2 separate regions of the Homo sapiens genome follow, and region 2 is linked to region 1. A link is an interaction called in ENCODE POLR2A ChIA-PET data of the cell type or tissue named here. Cell type or tissue: MCF 10A. All regions are shown on one strand. Links, peaks and the distances in the headings refer to the core of each region. The heading gives the core; the rest is flanking DNA.

Evidence for each region. ChIA-PET counts read pairs that join two places held together with the same protein. Peaks named below come from ENCODE experiments on the same cell type or tissue, not always from the same donor. Only the 100,000 strongest peaks of a DNase experiment are listed, where the experiment ranks them.
Region 2: POLR2A ChIA-PET joins it to region 1 with 6 read pairs; 6 of 35 experiments call an interaction of 5 or more read pairs at or near these places.

What each region holds. Positions count from the first base shown.
Region 1 is chr6:129,640,979-129,651,065 of GRCh38, forward strand. ARHGAP18 (Rho GTPase activating protein 18) reads right to left here. Exons shown (of 15, transcript NM_033515.3): 2 at 838-1,040. Among named protein-coding and RNA genes, the nearest start is that of ARHGAP18, 64 kb to the right of the region's middle. RefSeq lists an enhancer at 6,184-6,263. In MCF 10A, for the core only: no CTCF peak of the experiment used is centred there; a DNase peak (open chromatin) is centred at 3,783.
Region 2 is chr6:129,739,559-129,749,645 of GRCh38, forward strand. No RefSeq gene overlaps it. Among named protein-coding and RNA genes, the nearest start is that of ARHGAP18, 34 kb to the left of the region's middle. RefSeq lists an enhancer at 8,799-9,098. In MCF 10A, for the core only: no CTCF peak of the experiment used is centred there; a DNase peak (open chromatin) is centred at 5,273.

The DNA.
Region 1 (10,087 bases), core at 2,073-6,072:
AATATTATAGCAGAGAATGGGAAATATGGCTGGAAAGTGACTCTACAGAAATTATGCACCAAATACAAGAAAGAAGTAAATATGGAAGCTAAAAACAGTAATGCCACCATCTACTGTCCAACTCTATATTTTTAGATTAGTTGGCTAAACATGAGCCGTTGCATCCAATCTGGAGAAGTATACTTTGAATGACAAAATAGCCAGGACCACAACAGGTCTTTGAAAACCACCCACAAAAATTGGTTTATGTGAATTTTCTTTCTAGAAATGTCTTGGCTAGGAACAAGATAAATATTCTCAAGTATATGAAAGGCTATCATGTAAAAATAGAAGAGCCTTCTTCTGTTCGTCCCAAAGGCATAACTACAGCAAGAGAGTCAAAGTTAGAGGACAGCAGATTATAAATCAATAAAACAAAGATCAAAAGAACTCAAGCTGACTGACCACTGGAAAAACAGTCTCACTGCAAAGCAGTGCTCTATCACCATCTGCACTCACTAGAGACCAAATGACAATGTGGCTACCACATCACAGAAGAAATTTAAAGGGAGGTTAGATGGTTTCAAAGATGAAGTCTAACTCTAAAAAGCTATGATACAGTGAGCTTAGCCAACAACATTCCAGCCATATCTATGACTAAGCTAACTTACTTATGCCACTTGTATCTGGCAGTTGCATCCATAAATCTGCCTCAAACAAGTATTTTTCAAGTTGAAAGGCAGTATCTTTTTTTGGTGGTCCTAGCTTTAATTTTTTTTTTGTTCTCTTCCTTTCTATGCATTCATTTCCTATAAATACATATACAAACAACAAAAGCTTTATTTAGTTAGTTATTACCATCAGGCTCTTTGACAACAACCACCTCTTGATCTTCTTGGCTGTTTTCACTAGATTTCTTGATGTTTTCTAGTTCTATCCAATAGTCTTCCATAGATAGTTCATCCAAAGAATCCTGGGAAATTGATCGATCAAATGGAGGCTTCTCCATAACTTTGATGGTGGTGCTTTCCTGGTTCATAGTGTACTGGCCATATCTGCGACTGTAAATTCAAAAGAACCCATGGTTTATTTTAGTACAAAAGGAAGCAGTATAATTTCTAAGACATCACAGCAACAAGCTGGAGAATTTATTAACTCCTTAAGTTATCCTTAATAAAACTAAAGGAATATATATTTTGGAACAGTTTACTATGGATTATAATATGCTTGTAGAATAAACAGTTTCATGCTCCACAGAAAAGTATGGGGAAGTACAAATAGCAACATGGTAAATTATTTTTCCATTTACATTAAATGAAGACTCATTTTTCAAATATATTTTTTAGCGACAAGGTCTTGCTCTGTTGCCAAGGTTTGAGTGCACCAATGTGACCATAGCTCACTTTAATTCCAAATTACTGGGCTCAAGTGATCTTCCCACCTCAGTCTCCTGAGGAGCTACTACTACAGGTATATACCATATTGCCCAGCTAATTTTTTTTTTTTTGGCAGACATGGGGTCTTGCTGTGTTGCCCAGGTTGGTCTGAAACTCCTGGCCTCAAATGATCCTCAACTGATCCTCCCACCTCAACCTCCCAAAGCACTGAGATTAAAGGCATGAGCCACCACACCCAGGCATAAGACTCATTTAAACCTGAAACTTTGTTTTTAAAAAGCAACACATTAAATCTTGATTACAGACTATTAATTGGGAATGAATTTTATATAATTCTTGTGTTTATCATTTATATTCATAAACCAAACTTAGTCAACTCTTATACAGCAAATATCTTCAACCGATGAAGCACTATTTGAATTTCCATTTTATTTTTGAAATCAAAATATAAATAGGATGATTTAAGTTTGCTGTTATAATCTACTGTAGAAAGAAATTTCTAATCTTTATTTATAAATGGACCCATGATTTATATGTATTAAAAATTCAAAACTGGGGTACAAACTCATTTATTAGCAATTCTGAATAGCTTGGAATTACCTCAAACATTTCTCTCTCAGATATTATCTATGAAGAATAAATTGAATAAATAAGAGTATTTGTATAACTTCAAGTAAACAATGTTTTTTGTTATAATTCATATCTTACCTACTTCTAAAATTGAATTAAAGGAGCTTATAATAAAAACCTATATATAATAAAATAATTTTTTGTTTTATTATTATTTATAGAGAAGACCATGCCCGATTCCTTAAAAGAAGAAATTTTTCAGCTTTGATGCCTTTCCTTTATATACGGTTGATATGGTTTGGCTATGTCCCCACCCAAATCTCATCTTGAATTGTAGTACCCATAAGCCCCATGAGTCCTGGGGGGACCCAACAGGAGGTAATTTAATCATGGGGGCAGTTACTTTCATGCTGTTCTCGTGATAGTGAGTGAGTTGTCATGAGATCTGATGGTTTCATAAGGGGCTTTTCCCCTTTTGGCTTGTTACTTCTCCTTGTTGCCATCATGTGAATAAGGGTGTGTTTGCCTCCCTTTCTGCCATGATTTAAGTTTCCTGAGGCTTCCCCAGCCATACTGAACTGTGAGTCAATTAAACCTCTTCCCTTTACAAATTACCCAGTCTCAGGTATGTCTTTACAAGCAGCGTGAGAATGGACTAACAATAAATTTTTTTAAAGAATACAATTTGAGTGAGGACAATAGTTGAATAACTGTTTTGCTATTCTAATTTTCAGATTGCTTCTCTCAAGAAGGACTTCCAGGAAGTAATTCTTTGTTTGCCAGATTGGTTTTACTTACTGTACATATTGAAAATAATTTTAAAATTACAACAAAATAATAGTGTGTGAACATTCACATTTAAACTAACCTTTCCCAAAATTGTTTAAAATAGTAGGATTTTAATAGTACATAAGGGAGAGGGTCACTAAACTCTGGGCGAATCTATCCAGCAGCTTAATTCCAACTGGTTAGAAAAAGGCAAGGAACTTAATTGTTTATTGCTGCAAATAAATGCAGTATAACTGAGCACTTAGCTTTAATATGCTAATAAGCCAGTTTTATTCCTTTAAAGATGATTCTTCCTGCCTTGATTACAAACTTTATTAATGCTGGTTGCATACATGAATAAACAATCACTATACTCTCTCCCCAGTAGCAACCTTGGGGTGGCGATGGGTGGGAATTAGGACAGGGGCCAACAAGCCTAAGTCTAGACATGTTTGTGAATCTCTTTCCTTAAGTCTCCATTGTTCATTGTTTGCCTTCTTCATCCCTTAATTCAAGGGGTACTTCCTCCTTCCCTGGCCTCAATCGTCCTGTTTACATCTCTGTATTCCACCTGGGTCCCCATATCCGGCCCCAATGGCCACTACATAGCCAGTATTTTTCTTGTAGAGTTTTCACTCCTGATTCTTAAATTAACATGTAAATGAGAAAGTCATCCCTCTCTTAAAAATAAAAAATATATATTTTTAAATTTCTGGTTCAGCAGCTCAACTTATCTGTATTGTTCATATTCCTTACTTCTGCCTTACCAGGATAGCTAATGTTAATTTACAGATGACTGCCAGCTTCATTTTTCGTATTGCATGTCAAATAGACAGATGCCTTATCCTTTTGTTTTCTCTCTCATAGTGTGAAATTGACCACCTTACTTCTGTCTCCTTTAACTCTTACCCCCCTGTGAGACCACAATAAGTACTGTAAACTGTGTGAAGTATAATGACTAACGCCAAATAATTGGGTTTATCTGCTCAAGGGAAAAAGGTGCAGTTGAACTAGAAGTACATTAAGCCTTTCACTCCTGAAGGAATGTGTTTATTCTGGCAAGAATTTTCCAGTAAATTTCCATTAAGATAGCATGTGCAGAAAAATGCAAGGTCATTGAGTAACACCATTGTTACATAAATACACCATCTATATCAAGCCTTGCTTTCAAAACATGCATAAAGCAAAAATTGAATAGCTTAGTGCTGATGAATTGACTCAATATTTTGACTTTAATAAGATTCAGAAGCTGAATAGGTTTGTGATAACCTAAAAATACTGAGTCATGGAAAAGAGGAATTTTCTTTTTCTTTTGTCTGTATTTTTTTTTGATCACTGGTAAATACTGCAAGAACACATTTTCATTTTTAAATAAGAGGGGATGAGGAGTGGGAAGGAGACAGCCATTCAGTAATAGACTACCCTCCTTGGTCAACCTGCCACGTATTTTTTAATTTGTCTAAAAATGTAAGTGAACATTCCTTCAGTTTACATCAATGAACATGTTGTGTTACTTCTTTTCTTTGTAGAATATATTCTACTTTTGTACTTCAGACAGGCAGTGACTAAAAGTCTGGACCTTCCTAAAACTGTTCTGCTAAGAGGCCAGTTAACTAGTTTCCTCTTTTCTGTTTTTAGGAGTATGTTATATGATATCATGTTCATTCTGCAAATGGGGTTCAAAAACATAAAGCAACATCTGCTAGATGTAATGAAGTACAGAGCAGAAATATTTTATATTTCCAAAAGATCCAAGTTGACACATGGTGTTGAAATCAAAGAAACACACAGTTTATACCACAGGCAACTACCAGTGACCCCTCCCTGACTTTCTAGCAAGCAATTATTCCAAGTTCCTTCCTCCTCCCTCTCCCTCCAGAATTCTGTGTGCTAATCGTGCCATGGATATGCTTCAGAAGCTCCCGCATTTCTCACCTTTTACAAGTATAATGACAGAACTAGACGCTGTCCTCTAAAGGAAGTTGCCAGAGTTGCTCTATAAAGAATCGCTTCCTAGCTTGCTGTACAAGTCACGCTCTTTCCAATACACCAGAGTATAATCATTTTGCCTTTTTTTACCATGAACACTCACATCACAAGCAAATATTCACTTTACAGATCCTGATGGGCCTTCCTGGAATCTTCTTTTCCATCTTGCTAGCATGTCCTCCATGCTCTGTTTACAAAAATGAGGGCTTTGTTTTGTTGTATTTTCCCAAGGTATATGCTATCCCATTTTCCCGTGATACATTTTCCACCTGGTCAGTGAATTTCAAAGGCACTGATATCATTCAGGGTATGAGTAATAATGCCTGTTATTTATTTTGTCATAGCAAATATTAAACTGGTCTGACATTTTTTCTTTACAAAGAGGTGGGGGTTGCCATTGATTATACTGAGGTCAGCTAGAAGATTGATGATTTATTCTGCTATCAATGCAGTCAGCTCAGTCAGCAAAATGAAATGGAAACATATGGAACTGGGAGTCTAAGTACCAAATGATTCCAGCTCTACTTAACTGCAATCTTTGGTAAATCACTCACTTTCTCTACTCCTCACTTTTCCTATCTAAAAAATGGGAAGAATAACAATGGCCTTGCTTGCTTTGTTTGTTGTGAAAATTCTTACTGAAGTGCCTCATAGGTAACCATGAAAAAGGTCCCCTAGGTAAATTTGTGCTGTACTAACTGCCCCTCCCACTGTTTAATAAGGTCTAGAGGAATCACATATCCTCTAGAATATTCTCAAGCTTTGTGGTCTCAGGACTCCTTTACACACTTAAGATTGTTCTAAGACCCTCAAAGAGCTTTGGCTTATGTAGGCGATATCTACTGATATTTATAATATTAAACGCAGAAACAAAATATTTTAAATGCTATTCACTTAAGAATAAACATCTTCACATAGATAACATTAAAAAGGCCATTTTTCAAATAAAAATAGTGAGATGAGTAGCACTGTTTTATATTTTTGAAACTGCCTTTAATGTCAAGCTTAATAGAAGACATCTGGATTCTTACATCTGCTTCTGCGTTCAATCTTTTACAATATTACAGTTCATGTCGTCTCTGGGAAACTCCACTGTATTCTCATGAGAGAGTGAGAGTGAAAGAGGCAAATAACATCTTAGCGTTATTATGAAAACAGTTTTACTCTCCTAGACACCTGAAAGGGTCTGGAGAGCCTCAGGTGTTCCCAGACCACGCTTTGAAAACCACTGTTTTAAGAATTCTCAAAAACAACACATAATGGGTCTGAAAATGCACGTTTCAATTCTATGGGCAAAACTCCAGAAAGCCCTCTGAGAGAAACAGACTTGCTTTCCTAGTGACTGGACTTATTTCTTTGTTTTTGTTTAGTTCTGTATCTTTTCACAAAAACTGGGACTTATTCCAATATATCCATATTTAATTTATACTATAATGACAAAGAATTAAAATGTCTTTAAAAAAAACCCCTCCCTTGCCAATACTGTTAATCATTTGCTGGTGTCCATTATGTGTAAGGGGCAGAAGTTCTCTCTGGGCATCCCCTTTTGGCCAGTATATTTGAAAATTGCCTTAATGTGCCTTTGTCATCCCTACCCTCTACCTAAAACTCCTTCAGGGCAGATTTATTTGTAAGTAGGATGTTTCTTCTGAGTTCATATATTTAACTATCTGGTCCAATTTCTACCTTGTGTTCCCTACCCTGTTTAAAGTCCTATCGTGATGCTTTCTATCCAGTCTGTCTCCTGCTTCTGACCCTTCGAGGCATTTTTGTGCCCCAAAGTCAGCTTTCTTGAAGACCTCTGATCCTAGCACCTGTTTTGTTTTGTTTTCTTATAAGATCCTTTCTAAAAACGATATACTTTCTTTCATGTTCCCTATCCCACTTTTATTTCCATGCAGGACAAGAAGTGACTGAGTTGGGATATACATACAGTATAAGACAGAAGAATAAAATTTATTTTTGTTTTGGCTTCGTTCTGTTTTAATGTGTAAAAAAAAAAAAGGCAGTGGGGTGGGGGTTCTTCCTCAGATCATGACATATAAACCATAATGACTAAGAATATTTTAGAAGAAGCCATATGTATTGAAGTGTAAACATTAGAATGCTATTGCACCTCAGAGATTTAAACCTATCCCATTATTTTCTAGATGAGATAATGAGGCCTCAAGGTTAAATCTTCCCCAATTTTACCCAGCAAAGGGGTGATAGAATCGAGATTAATGCCCTCATTTCTTCTTCAGTGGTCACTTTAATATGTCAAACAGACTAAAAAGGATAGGATTTACTTTGTTTTCCCCAGATGCATCAATCTTTCTGAGTTTGTATTGCGTATAGCCAAGGCAAAAGTAATCTTGTTGACACAGTCTATAATTTGCACTTTCAAATGACCATTACATTTATCAAGAAAAAAATACATTTAAAAATCAAACCATATTTTTTTAAAAAGGATGAGAATTCTTTTCCAATGCACTTTTTTTTTTAATTTTTCAATTTTTTTGGTTTTTTGAGATGGGGTCTCGCTGTGTCTCCCAGGCTGAAGTGCAGTCCACAATCATAGCTCACTGCAGCCTCAAGCTCCTGGGCTCAAGCGATCCTCCCAACTTAGCCTCCCTGAGTAGGTGGGACTACAGGCACACACCACTTCACCTGGCTAACTTTTTGTAGAGACAGAGTCTCCTTGTATTGCCAAGGCTGGTCTGGAACTCCTGGCCTCAGGCAATCCTCCTGTCTTAGCCTCCCAAAGTGTTGGGATTACAGGTGTAAGCCACTGTGCCTGTCCAGTGCACTTTCTAAAATATGGTTTGTGGCCAGGCACAGTGGCTTACACTTGTAATCCCACCACTTTGGGAGGCTGAGGTGGGAAGAGTGCTTGAGCCCAGAAGTTCAAGACCAGCCTGGGCAACTAATAAGACACACATCTCTATTTAAAAAAAAAAAATTGTGTCATGCTGGGCATAACTTTAAATATTCTGTTTTTTAAGAAACTTTGTTTTGTAAATTTTGAAATTTTAAAATTTAATACTGTGTCTTTACATTATCTCTATGTTAGAAAAAAAAAGCATGTTTCTCATGTGTAGATTTATCTCTTTCATTTCAGCAGCGATATTAAAGAACTACTGTAATCACTATCATGGTGAGATGGTAAAGCTATTAATACTGTGTAATGGCCTTGTCCATCAGAATATGCTGAATTTGAATGACTATGAAGAGCTGCAGCCTACAAATGACCCAAGTCATTTTTACCCCTTCGAAGAGAATGCCTACTGTTGTTTAGCTGAAAGCAGTCATTATTAGAAGTGGCTCTGACATCCAGGAAGAAAGAACACTGATAATGCCTGAAGGCAGTAAGAAGTTGATTAGAAAGCAATACCACATCACTCGCCCCACACACACCCATGCAACCATCAGAACCCAGAGAAAGAATCTAATCTCTTCTATCTGACTCAAATGCTATAGTCTTAAGGATGTACTGAATTTCACAGAAACTTACTTCTTTTCCTCTTTGCATATCTTACCCTTTTCATTTTGGGAAAAAAATGAAATTTACTTATTTCTTTCAGCTTTCCTTTTCTTTAAAAATAAAAGTCGCGGCCAGGTGCGGTGACTCACGCCTGTAATCCCAGCACTTCGGGAGGCCGAGGCGGGCAAATCACGAGGTCAGGAGATTGAGATCAGCCTGGCCAACAGGGCGAAACCTCGTCTCTATTAAAAATACAAAAATTAGCTGGGTGTAGTGGCGCACGCCTGTAGTCCCAGCTACTCTGGAGGCTGAGGCAGGAGAATTGCTGGAACCCGGGAGGCAGAGGTTGCAGTGAGCCAAGATCATGCCACTGCACTCCAGCCTGGCAACAGAGCAAGTCTCTGTCTCCAAAAAAAAAAAAAAAAAAAAAAAAAGTCACTTAACATCTTGTATAGTGCTTTATAGTTTTTCAGTGTTCACCCACTTCTTGCTTTGTTTTTTGCTACTCACTTTTGACAGTGGGTAGAAAAGAAAAAAAAAAAATCCTCAGCAGAACAATAAGCAAATGACCTGATTATCCTGTTTATGTCACATTACCTAAGCAAAACTGAGAAGACAAGCCCATTAATGACACTGTTAAGAACTAGCTTTGGAAACTTGGCTTTATCACTTCTAGAGAAATATATGACACAACCAATTCATAGGTGCTGGGTTTTTTGTTTGTTATTTATCGTTGCGGCTTTCACTCTACTTCGTCTTCTTTTTTTTTGTTTTTTTTTTTTTTGGAGACGGAGTTCCACTCTTGTTGTCCAGGCTGTAGTGCAATGGCGTGATCTCGGCTCACCACAACCTCCACCTCCCGGGTTCAAGTTATTCTCCTGCCTCAGTCTCCCGAGTAGCTGGGATTACACACATGTGCCACCACACCTGGCTAATTTTTTTTTTTTTTTTGTATTTTTAGTAGAGACAGGGTTTCTCCATGTTGGTCAGGCTGGTCTCGAACTCCCGACCTCAGGTGATCTGCCCACCTAGGCCTCCCAAAGTGCTGAGATCACAGGCGTGAGTCACTGCACCTTGCCTCACTCTACTTCTTGACATCACTAAAAGAATAGGGACATAGTAACCACCACCAGGTCTTGTAGAAAAAAGGGAGGGAAGGCCTAGAACGAAACGAATATGGGAAAGGCAGGAGACAGCCGAGGCAGGTTTCAAAAATTCACTTCCTTTTTAGATACAGACACAAGGAACATATACGGGAAAATAGTAGACTATCACTGGCCAGACATAGGTTTCTTGCTTTAGAGCTCTGGTTCTGGGTAGAAGTGAGATCTTCTTTGTTCCTGAGCTTGCCAAATCTCTCAGGAAGCAGTTTTTCCTCCTCCATTGGAGATACAACTCAACAAGTAGCCAAATGGGAACCTAGGATTTTAATGTCAAAATCATCTTCCAAGACAAGGATGAAGGTATCTGTAGTGGGACTTTGACATAAAAATCTCAGGATCTTGGAACATTAGTTCAAAGCATATCCACTTCATTCTATTATCTGTCACCATGACTTGCATCCACCTGATACCCTGGACCTGATGTTCTTTCTCCAGGACCCTCTATCTTTTTCTTGTTCTGCCCAGCTGTAGAGCCACCTGGAAATTAAACACCAGTAGCTACCTTGCACTTGGAGCATAGGCTCTCCAGTTTGATCTGTTTTCCAGCTGTCATTACTCAATTTCATATCTCAGTACCTTTCTCTGTGGGGCTGGAATAAGCTTGCTTCTGCAGCCTCCCCGCATTCCTTACCACATCCTACGCTGTGATGATCTGCTTGTGCGTGTGTCCCCACCATTAAATTATGTGTTCCTTGGGGGCAAGAATCTATGTTTCTTTTTTCTTTTTTTTCCTCTTAGTATCCCTGGCTTCGAGCAAA
Region 2 (10,087 bases), core at 3,214-7,213, 100 kb after region 1:
GTATTTGGCCAAATCAACCTTTTATAAAGTTCTCTAATGGTGTTCTCACCTCTAGTTTGCTAGCTCCTGTTTATTCCATTCTCATTCAGTATTTTCTTCCCCCTTCCTCATTCTTGCCATTTATTATTCTTTAGTTTATAATAAAAATAAATTCCTAGTCTTTCTCCTATTTAAGTGTTGTTTTCTACCAACTCTGCTATTTTAGTTAATGATACAATCATTTTCTTAAGGAATAGGATTGTTACCTTCTCCAAATACAAATAGTAATCTATTCCTCTTATATTCCTCTTATTGCATTTATTGTATTGTGTTTTGCATTATATTGTATACCAGCCATATCGACATTATTAGATAACAAATTTGTTTAGAGCTTTACTCAACTATTTCATGAGTATGAATGCAATAGATGTTCCATAAACATTTGTTGAAATTATGTAATTTTGTATCTAAAAACTCTTACCTTTTAATTGTGTTCATCCTTTAGAGATCAATTGAGTGAATAAAAAATTGACATTTCATTTTTATTGTTTTAATCTCTTTTCTTTAGAAAAATCTAAATCTAGATAAGATCTCGATTTTATTTATGTTAACTCAATTCTGGAAAGCTGCCAAATGCCCATTTATAGAAAAACTGACAAACTGTGGTATTTTCATACAATCAGCAATAAAAAAATTAGCTTGATACAAGAAACAATACAGGTGAACCTCAAAAACATCACAATAAGAAACAAAACAGATATACATACTTAAAAGCCAGACACAAAAGCACACATGTATTTCATTTTAAATGAAGTTCAATAGCAGACTAAAATAATCTATGGTGATAGAAATCAGGATAGGAGGATATGGGAGCAGGACTTGGCTGAAAAGGGCACAGGAGAACTGTCTAGGATGATGGACATGTGCTTTTTCTTGATCTAGGTTGGTGGTTACACAGGTGTACACATTTGTGCACATTCACTGATGTCTACATTTTACTGTAGATAAATTATGCCTTAATAAAGTTAAACACTAAAGAAAATATGCTGGCCAGCCACAGTGGCTCATGCCTATAATCCCAGCACTTTGGGAGGCTGACGCAGAAAGATCACTTGAGCCCACGAGTTACAAGACCAGCCTGGGCAACATAGGGAGACCTTGTCTCTACAAAAATAAAAAATAAAAAATTAGCCAAGTGTGGTAACACACGCCTATGGTCCCAGCTACTTGGGACGATTGCTTGATCGCAGGAGGTCAGGGTGGCAGTGAGCAGAGATTATGCCACTGTACTCTAGTCTGGGCAACAGAGTGAGACCCTGTCTCAAAAAGAGATGAACAAAAAGATAAAAAGCTGCAGCATATAGAAGAAAGTCTACTACTAGGCATTATTCTAAGAACTGAAGATATAGCACTAAACAAAACACTGGGATATGAAAGAGAAAAAAATAATAGTATATTGTGATTGTAAACTTCTTTTGACCAGAGCAAAATATATGCCTAGTAACATAATTTGAATTGCAACCTTCCAGAAGCATTCCTTCATGCTGGTTTCCCATTTTTATTACAGTTTAATGTCTTTATTAATACATTTTTATAATACACAAGCAGTTAAGTATTCATTGTAAAAAATATATATAGGAAATCCAAATAAGCATGAAGAAAATTAATTCTCCATAATCCCACCACAGAGGATATGTTTTTATATTGTCTAAATAAATTATTTGTTCTACTATTGGACTATGTCCAATAGTAACAAAGGTTTTTAACTATAAATTTCAAGATCCTTTCAACATTGAAAATATTCCATTCTTCGCCTGTAATCCCAGCAATTTGGAAGGCCAAGGTAGGAGGACTGCTTAAGCTCAGGACTTTGAGACCAGCCTGGGCAATGTAGTGAGACCCTATCTCTTTTTTAAATTAAAAAAAAATCCATTCTAATTGATTCATCAGCCATTAAAAAAACAAACTTAAAACAAGAAACAGCTAGGATATGTTTTATTTACAGCATTTCACAATAAAGGGAGTATGGATCTATGTGACATTTGTACATTTAGTACATATTTTAATGTGATTGAAACTAAGTCTGAGGAGACTATATAGGCTTAAGAATCCTTGACTTCAGTCACTGGATATCATCAGGATTTTTGGAAATGTTTAACACATTAAAAACATTCATAACCTTATAGAGAGGATGGGGTGAAAGTAGATCCAGAGTCTTAAGAGTAAAATGTTTTAATGGGTCGCCAAGGCTTGCAGCAACACTTCCAATGAGGGTGGAAGGAGTGGTTAATTGTTCTGCGGTCAGTGCATTTAGGAAACAGTTCATGTGTTTTCTCACCCTAGGAAAATCGGGAATACACATAGTAAAGTGATGCTCTCAGAAGTCCTACAGCCAGAAAGAAAGCTTGTTTTTATTGAACATTCCCTCAAACTTATTTGGCTGTCCAAACTGCTCTCTCTCCTCCTACTCCCATCTTAAGTGACAACTGGGAACATCTCAAAGGATACGCTTCGGAAACATCAGTGTATCAGGGGCACCAGGTCCATCCTGAAGTTCCCAGCTGCCCTCTAGCCTGCCCGCCATCTTCTTCTACACACACACACCAGAGCACCACCACTGAAAACCCACTGCCACTCACCATTGACACCCTGGTGGCTCCAAATGCTACCCCTTGGGACGTGCTATTTGCTCAGTGTGACTAGTCTGCTCCCACTTAGGCCTCCCAGCTGGTAAATGCCTTCTCACTCTTCACCAAGTTCTGGTAAAACTTGCTCGTCTCTGCTAGAGAGGCTTAGACATTTTACATTCCAGTTTTCTAGACTTCCATTTTACATTCCAGTTTTCACCCTTCTAGACATTTCCACAATATATTATAATTGATTGTCTTCTTGTGTAACACCCTACACACAAGTCTAAAGGTAAGATCCCTAGATGGTAGGTCGTTTTCCTTTTTTTACTAAGGTAGACTGTCAGATAAGAGAGTCTTAAATATTGTTAAATTAATGAATCAATGAACAGTAAATTATGATACGAGCTCTTTTCAGGGAGGGAAAGCAAAATGAAATAGCAGATTAAGGTGCCTTGCTATATTCTTATTTCATCAACTAACATATGGTGTTCAAAGTCTTATTAAAAGTGTATTTCTGAGTAACCTCAGATCTCTCCATTTATTATCCAGTGAAAAAACATCTGTCAGTAATGGGTTATCCTGTAAAAAAATTAAAAAGGCTGGGTGTGGTAGCTCACACCTGTAATCCCAGCACTCTAGGGAGCCAAGGCGGGTGGATCACCTGAAGTCAGGAGTTCAAGATCAGCCTGGCCAACATGGTGAAACCCCATGTCTACAAAAATACAAAAATTAGCCAGATGTGGTGGCACATGCCTGTAATCCCAGCTACTTGGGAGGCTGAGGCAGCAGAATCGCTTGAACCCAGGAGGCAGAGGCTGCAGTGAGCCGAGATTGTGCCACTGCACTCCAGCCTGGGCAACAGAGCGAGACTCTGTCTCAAAATAATAAAAAAAAAAAAAGAAAAAAAAGGACTAAATATCACTGAATATACATTTTAAAATGGGTAAAATTATGTTTCATATTATGTATATTTTACCACAATAAAAAAGCAAATAGAAACAAGAATTATTTTCTAATTGTTATGGGAGAGGGAAACATACTTAGTAAACTAATACAATACCTACAATTTTTTAACCAATTTCTTTGAATGGACAATTTTTAAATGTGTTGAGCTGAAATTGAAAACAAATCTAAGGGTAGAAACAAAGCAAGTGAAATGAAGTTATGAAAGCATAGATCCATGTTTTTATTATAAAATGAAACCACAAAGAGCCCCTTAATTAGAGAAAACAGAGAGCTATTACTGTAAATGACATCCCCATTAGTACTACTTAAATGGCAAGGGACAGCTTACAGCTCACGTGTGACTATGAAGTTAACTGGTTTTACAATAAAACACATTCTAACACTGTCTAAGAACTGTCTATGAGTGAGATTTTTATGTGGTTCATAAGCTTATTCCAAAAGACATCCCGGTATAGGGGTTCCTAGGGTACTTTGACATCTGAGGGACAAGTTGTAATAACAGATCCTTGAGCCCTTTACTCATAAATTTTCTTCAAAGGGGATAATGTTTCTGCTTTGATTTAGACTAATCAGCAGTGACTTTATAGGCAAACTGCTTCTTTATTTTGGAACTTTAATCAAAAGCTCTAGTCTTTATAATATATACAGAAAAAGCAACTACATTTAAACTCAGTCCATCATTCACGTGACTTATAGATATACAGATCAAACACATTCTGCTTCTTTTATTTTTGCCATTCTCAAAAATAAAGCACTTCTTAAATTGCTTTAACTAAGATTTTCCAGGTTTCCTTTATATATTATGTAACGTGTAACTCTGAGGAAAAAAATCATCAGTGAAGAAATAGTTAATCATATAAAAAAAAGTGCCAGCCCAACCACAGAAACAACACTTTCCTAGAAATAGTCAAAGCATACCAGATAAAGAGCAGTAACAACTTTCTAAAAACAAATTCCCGAATTTTCTGTGCACCTCTTGTAGTTATTTTTCTTAATCAAATGTGAAAAAGATAAGGGAAAAAAGTATTATCCATTGACTCTGATGATGTGGTGGCAAACAATAAGGTTAGTATTTTCTGTCACCTTTTTCTTGAGATGAGGCTAGGAATCCCTGTACTTTTTAATCCCCAGTATCTGCCATAGGCCACATGGAGTTAATGGATTTATTTTTTCCACTACTTCTTGTAGACAGATAATCCAGGATCATAAAATAGAAGAAACCAGTTCACACAGACTGAGTGCAGCCAAGTGGCCATCAGCTTCTTCCTGTTCCACTTCACTGAGCAATTACTGAACAGACGAGCTGTACAGACTCTAAATGAACATCGTCACTACCTCTCACTTGTTTTTTGCTTCTGACCTCTTTAAAGGTTCGGACAAAGTAGGTACATTTTGTAGAAACCTAAATAACTTATGAGAGGAGTACAAAGTAAAAGCTAGTTATCAATTCTGCATGGCCTGCCATGCCCTTTCACCATCCTGGGGACATAACTTCCCCCCAAATGATTCCAGTATCAAATACCATTATTTTGTTGCTACTTGATCTACTTCTAAGGCCTAGTGTTTAGACCTTGACATATAGCTTTGTCAAACAAAGCTTCCATCCTCCCCACTCTGCAGCTTCTCTCCCTAGTCCCATGACCCTCTCTCTCTCCACGGAATTCTACACTTGAATCTCTGACTCATCCCTTTGTGTTTTCCCAGAGTTGACACTTGATCTGCTTGGGCTGTGGTCCCAGCCCATCCCTTACAACTTAGCTAACTTTCCCTATACTTGTCTTCAGAGATGCTGGACTTACGATATCAACCAACCTGCTCTCTAGCTGACCAAATTCCAGACACTGGCACCCCGGGCCTGCTACTTCACTGTAATTTGTAGACTGCATACTCGATACAATAAAGAGTATGAAGTTATTATGTTGGTGCAAAAGTAATTGCGGTTTTCATTACTTTTGATGGCAAAAACCGCAATTACTTTTGCACCAATCTAATATTTGGCAGTAATGCCCAAGCTATTTGGGGAGGTGGGAGAAGGGACACATTTGCACAGCTAAAGACTAAGACTTGATAATAAGAACTCTGATTCAAAAACGAGACATATATCAAGGGAAAAACTACATCTTGTCAGCACAATGTGAAACATGCAAGAGGCTTCAGAGAACTGTAATATGTGACACATCGAATAAGCTTACCTCAAAATATAAGTGAAGAGAAAGGTATCAGAACATCCTTTAAAGTACATTATATGCAAAGTTAGTAAGAGTAAGTTTGGCCATTTTCAACAAATCCTTTTTTTCCCACATAACCACAGATATAAAAGAATCTCTGGATAATATTACAGGAGTAATAGTGGAGGAGACACAGAAAAGCACGTGCAGTCTCTACCATCCAGGTACAAATAGCAGGAAACAATTATGTATATAATAAAAGTTTTCCCAACCCTCTGTAAAACCCACAACAGAAGCAGAATGTTGGAAACTTGCAGGCTTCTATCTAGGTTGGGGGAGCTTTTCTCTGGTTATATATGTTTACCAAGAATTGGCAAGCTATTAGCTAGTTGGACCTATTATTCCAATCAGATAAATTTTATATCAAACTGATGAAATGAGTTCAAAAAGAATGGCTTCTATAAAAACAAACGTGAATGCCACATGAATCCTTCAAAAGGCAGGTTGCCAAGAAAAACTGCAGTTGAATTAGGAGAGAGCTAGACAGCTATAAAAAAACTAGAGAGAAATTTATAAAAATCTAGAATTCGGCCGGGCATGGTGGCTCACACCTGTAATCCCAGCACTTTGGGAGGCTGAGGTGGGCGGGTCACCTGAGGTCAAGAATTAGAGACCAGCCTGGCCAACATGGTGGAACCCTGTCTCTGCTAAAAATACAAAAACTAGCCAGGTGTGGTGGTGCATGCCTGTAATCCCAGCTACTTGGGAGGCTGAGGCAGGAGAATTGCTTGTACCTGGGAGGCGGAGGTTGCAGTGAGCCAAGATCGCGCCATCACACTCCAGCCTGGGGGAGAAGAGTGAGACTTCATCTCCAAAAAAAAAAAAAAAAAAATTAAAAAAAATTAAAAAAAATTAAAATCTAGAATTCTACTGTGATGGCAAAAGAGGTTTTAAACTATAGTACTATATGGTTTTTATTATTTATAGAACAATACAACTCAAAATACATTTATGTCCTTATGTTTCCATATGTTATATGAGCATGGGGAAAGACACAAAGAGGTATACACCAAGTTGTAAGTATGGATTTCCTATTTTTGTACTATTGTTTGGAAAGTGGCTATGGAGACAAGGTGAGGGGGAAAAGACTGAATGTGAGAAAAAAATTACACAATAAATAACATCATAAAGATAACCGTGAAAGGATGATTATTGAAATATCAGTGGTAGTTATTGTTGAACAATTTTAATTTCATACATTTCACCGTTTGTATATTTTACAATGAACATTATTTTATATAATCATAAGAAAAGGAAGCTGATTTTCATTTTGAATTTTTTTAATATAAAAAGAGTGAGAACAGAAACCATGAGATTAACTTTTGGGGGAAAGCGGGGAATCAATGCCCAGATATTGCAGGAAAATTACTTTTGATCTTTGCTGACAGAGTACCTACCATTATACCAGACAGGAAAGACTATAGTGAACAATCTCTATCATTTAATTTTCTGAATCTTATGTTCCATACTTCAGGGAACGAAGGGATCAGTCGTTTCAAACCTCATGCTCAGCTTTTAGCAGGACATTTTCTTGTCCACGTTTACCTGCAGTATTTTAGTAGAAAATTAACATTGCCTGTTTATAACTAGAGCCCATAGACTTATTTATAATTCTAAGTCAACTTGTCTTCTGGTGGATTTTCAATATTTAACTCTGGGCCAGTGCATCATTCAAGCATTGCCTATCACACGTTATAATTTAATTGAAAGAGCAATGCACTCATTATCCTTTGACTTCCCAATAGATGCAGAACATCCGATTGGAAGGTGCTTTGTGTTAATTGCAAGGGATAGGGGACTTTGACATTAAGTTCTAATGATGCATTTCCATGTAGATAGGGAAAACAAATTCTAAGGACATCTTGATTCTTTTAAAAGTTGACTTAAAAGAAAAAATGCAATAGGGAACAAATTCTAAAAGAAAAATAACAACTTTGCTACAGTGCAAACTACTAACTCAAAACATCTGGGACCAGTGATAAGAATCCAGCTCCAAGCTGGACACAGTGGCTCATGCCTATAATCCCAGCACTTTGGGAGGCCAAGGCGGGAGGATTGCTTGAGGCCAGGAGTTTGAGACCAACCTGGACAACAAAATGAGACCCCATCTCTACAAAGAAAAGTCCCCAAAAAAGAATTCAGGTCTACTTATGGTGTCATAACAATTCTTTGGAGATTTTAGGACGTGAACATATATGTATTTTTTTAACCCTTTTTAACATTTTTTCCTTTCCAATACATCTCAACCTTTAAACAGTACTACTCAGAAAAATCTACACACCTCAATCTATTCCTTCTTCTCTATGAATTGTTAGGCTAGAATAGCCGCTACCATTTAGGTGTATGGTATCTTCCGTACATCAGGTTCTTCACCCATTAGGTTGGTGCAAAAGTAATTGCGGTTTTTGCCATTACTTTCAATGGCAAAAACCGCAATTACTTTTGCACCAACCAAATAATATTAACTCATATATGGGGGAATGAAGGCTCACAGAAATTACCTAACTTGCCATGTTTCTATACAAATAGGAAGTGATAAAACTGCAATTCAGATACATCTCACCCTGGATTCTGGGTGAGAGCAGGTACAATATACTCAAGACAGGGGCACACCAATGCCTCCACTTTTGCTATTGGCTCAATTGGTCAAAAGCTACCTTAGGAGTAATTTTATAAGATTAGGTTTACTCAAAGTAAAAAAAAAAAAAAAAAAAAAAAAAAGTATGAAATTAATCTCTACTAATCTGGAACCACTGCGTAAAAAAGTGAAGTCCTAGAAAATAAATACATTTTTAACAGTTTTTTAGAAGATCAGGTTTACTTTGGAGGGATTCCAGCACCTTAGTTGTGTTCCAGAACTGTTTGTCTCCAAATTTCTCCAGGAAGGTCAAGAGAAAAAAAAATTTATTCTAAAGCTACTGCAGGGTAGCATCAATTTTCTGGGTTCCCTGCAAAAAACCACTTCCATTCATTCTGAGTTAAAAGGACCATAACTAGGGAGAAGCCCTCCTGATGTGGCCTTTAGGTTCATACCAGACTATTAGGGAAACTGGTTCATGAAAACACTCCCAGCGGTAGGAATCCGGGTACACCTTGATGCAGCTGCCTTTGGCTGATGCAAGAGTCCTGACAGACACTGATCTGGCCTGTTTCGCTTCCTGGCTCTTCTCATCCTGTCTTAATAATTCATTTGGTTTTACTTTCACTTACACACAAACACCCACACCACACCAGTGTATCACTAGGAGTTGTTATTAGTATACTTAATACAAATGTCAAGAGCACGTATTCTGAGCTCATCCAAAAATGGAAATGTCTTTTTCTGTGAAGAAAATATGGCTAATTCCACAAATTTTTCTTTTTCTCCTAAAAGTAACAATTAGATTGTTTAGATGCTGTATACTCTGTAACATACAAAACCAGACCTTTAAATCTCATGTCAAAAGCAGAAATCAAACACACAAAAATCAGTGAATTTATTAGCAGGATGGCATAGTTTGCAAATTACCTGCTTTCCATTTTTCTTCTCTACATCTAGTTACCGTAAAAACAGGCAATGCGGCATGGTAGAAGGATTCTGAACTTGACCATCAGGAGCCCTGGAGTCTAGGTCTGGCTCTCCCACTAAACTGTCATTGTGCTACCATGGGCGAGGGCCTTAACTTCTCTGGCCTTAGTTTCTTGATATGGGAAACAGGAGGAAAGATGAACAACCAGCTTCTAAGATGCCTTGCAGACTAATCCCCTCGTTGGAGACTAGTGATCCCACCTTTGACAATGCTTCCCTACTTTAACCTTTCACTTGAACTGTGAACTTTCATTATCATTGCCCAACACCTCCATTAGAGAAAACAATCACTTGGTTACAAGACTGACCAAACATCTGCTCTAATCTTGCAAAAAAAGAACTGAAGAAGCAGGAGAAATGGAGCACTACCACCTTTTGTGCGAAATGAAACTTGTGGTTATTTGATGCTGCTGACAAAGGACATTATTACACTATTTGGAATTACAAATTAGGCTAGAGGTAGTGTTAGATATTAAGCAGGTTCTATTTCATGGTAATTAACAAGGATAGAAAACGACATGCTAAATCACATCAGAAATGTCTTTTGGCTGTTTTTCTTAGGTACGCCAGGAAGAACTTGAGTCACTTTTATTGCTTTTCTTATTCCTGTGCTCCTGAAGGGAGAGGGGAACAGGCAGAAGAATATTAGTCATCTGCAATTAATTACTCACTGAATTTTCTAAGCCATGATCATCTTTCCTTTTGAGCTTTCATCT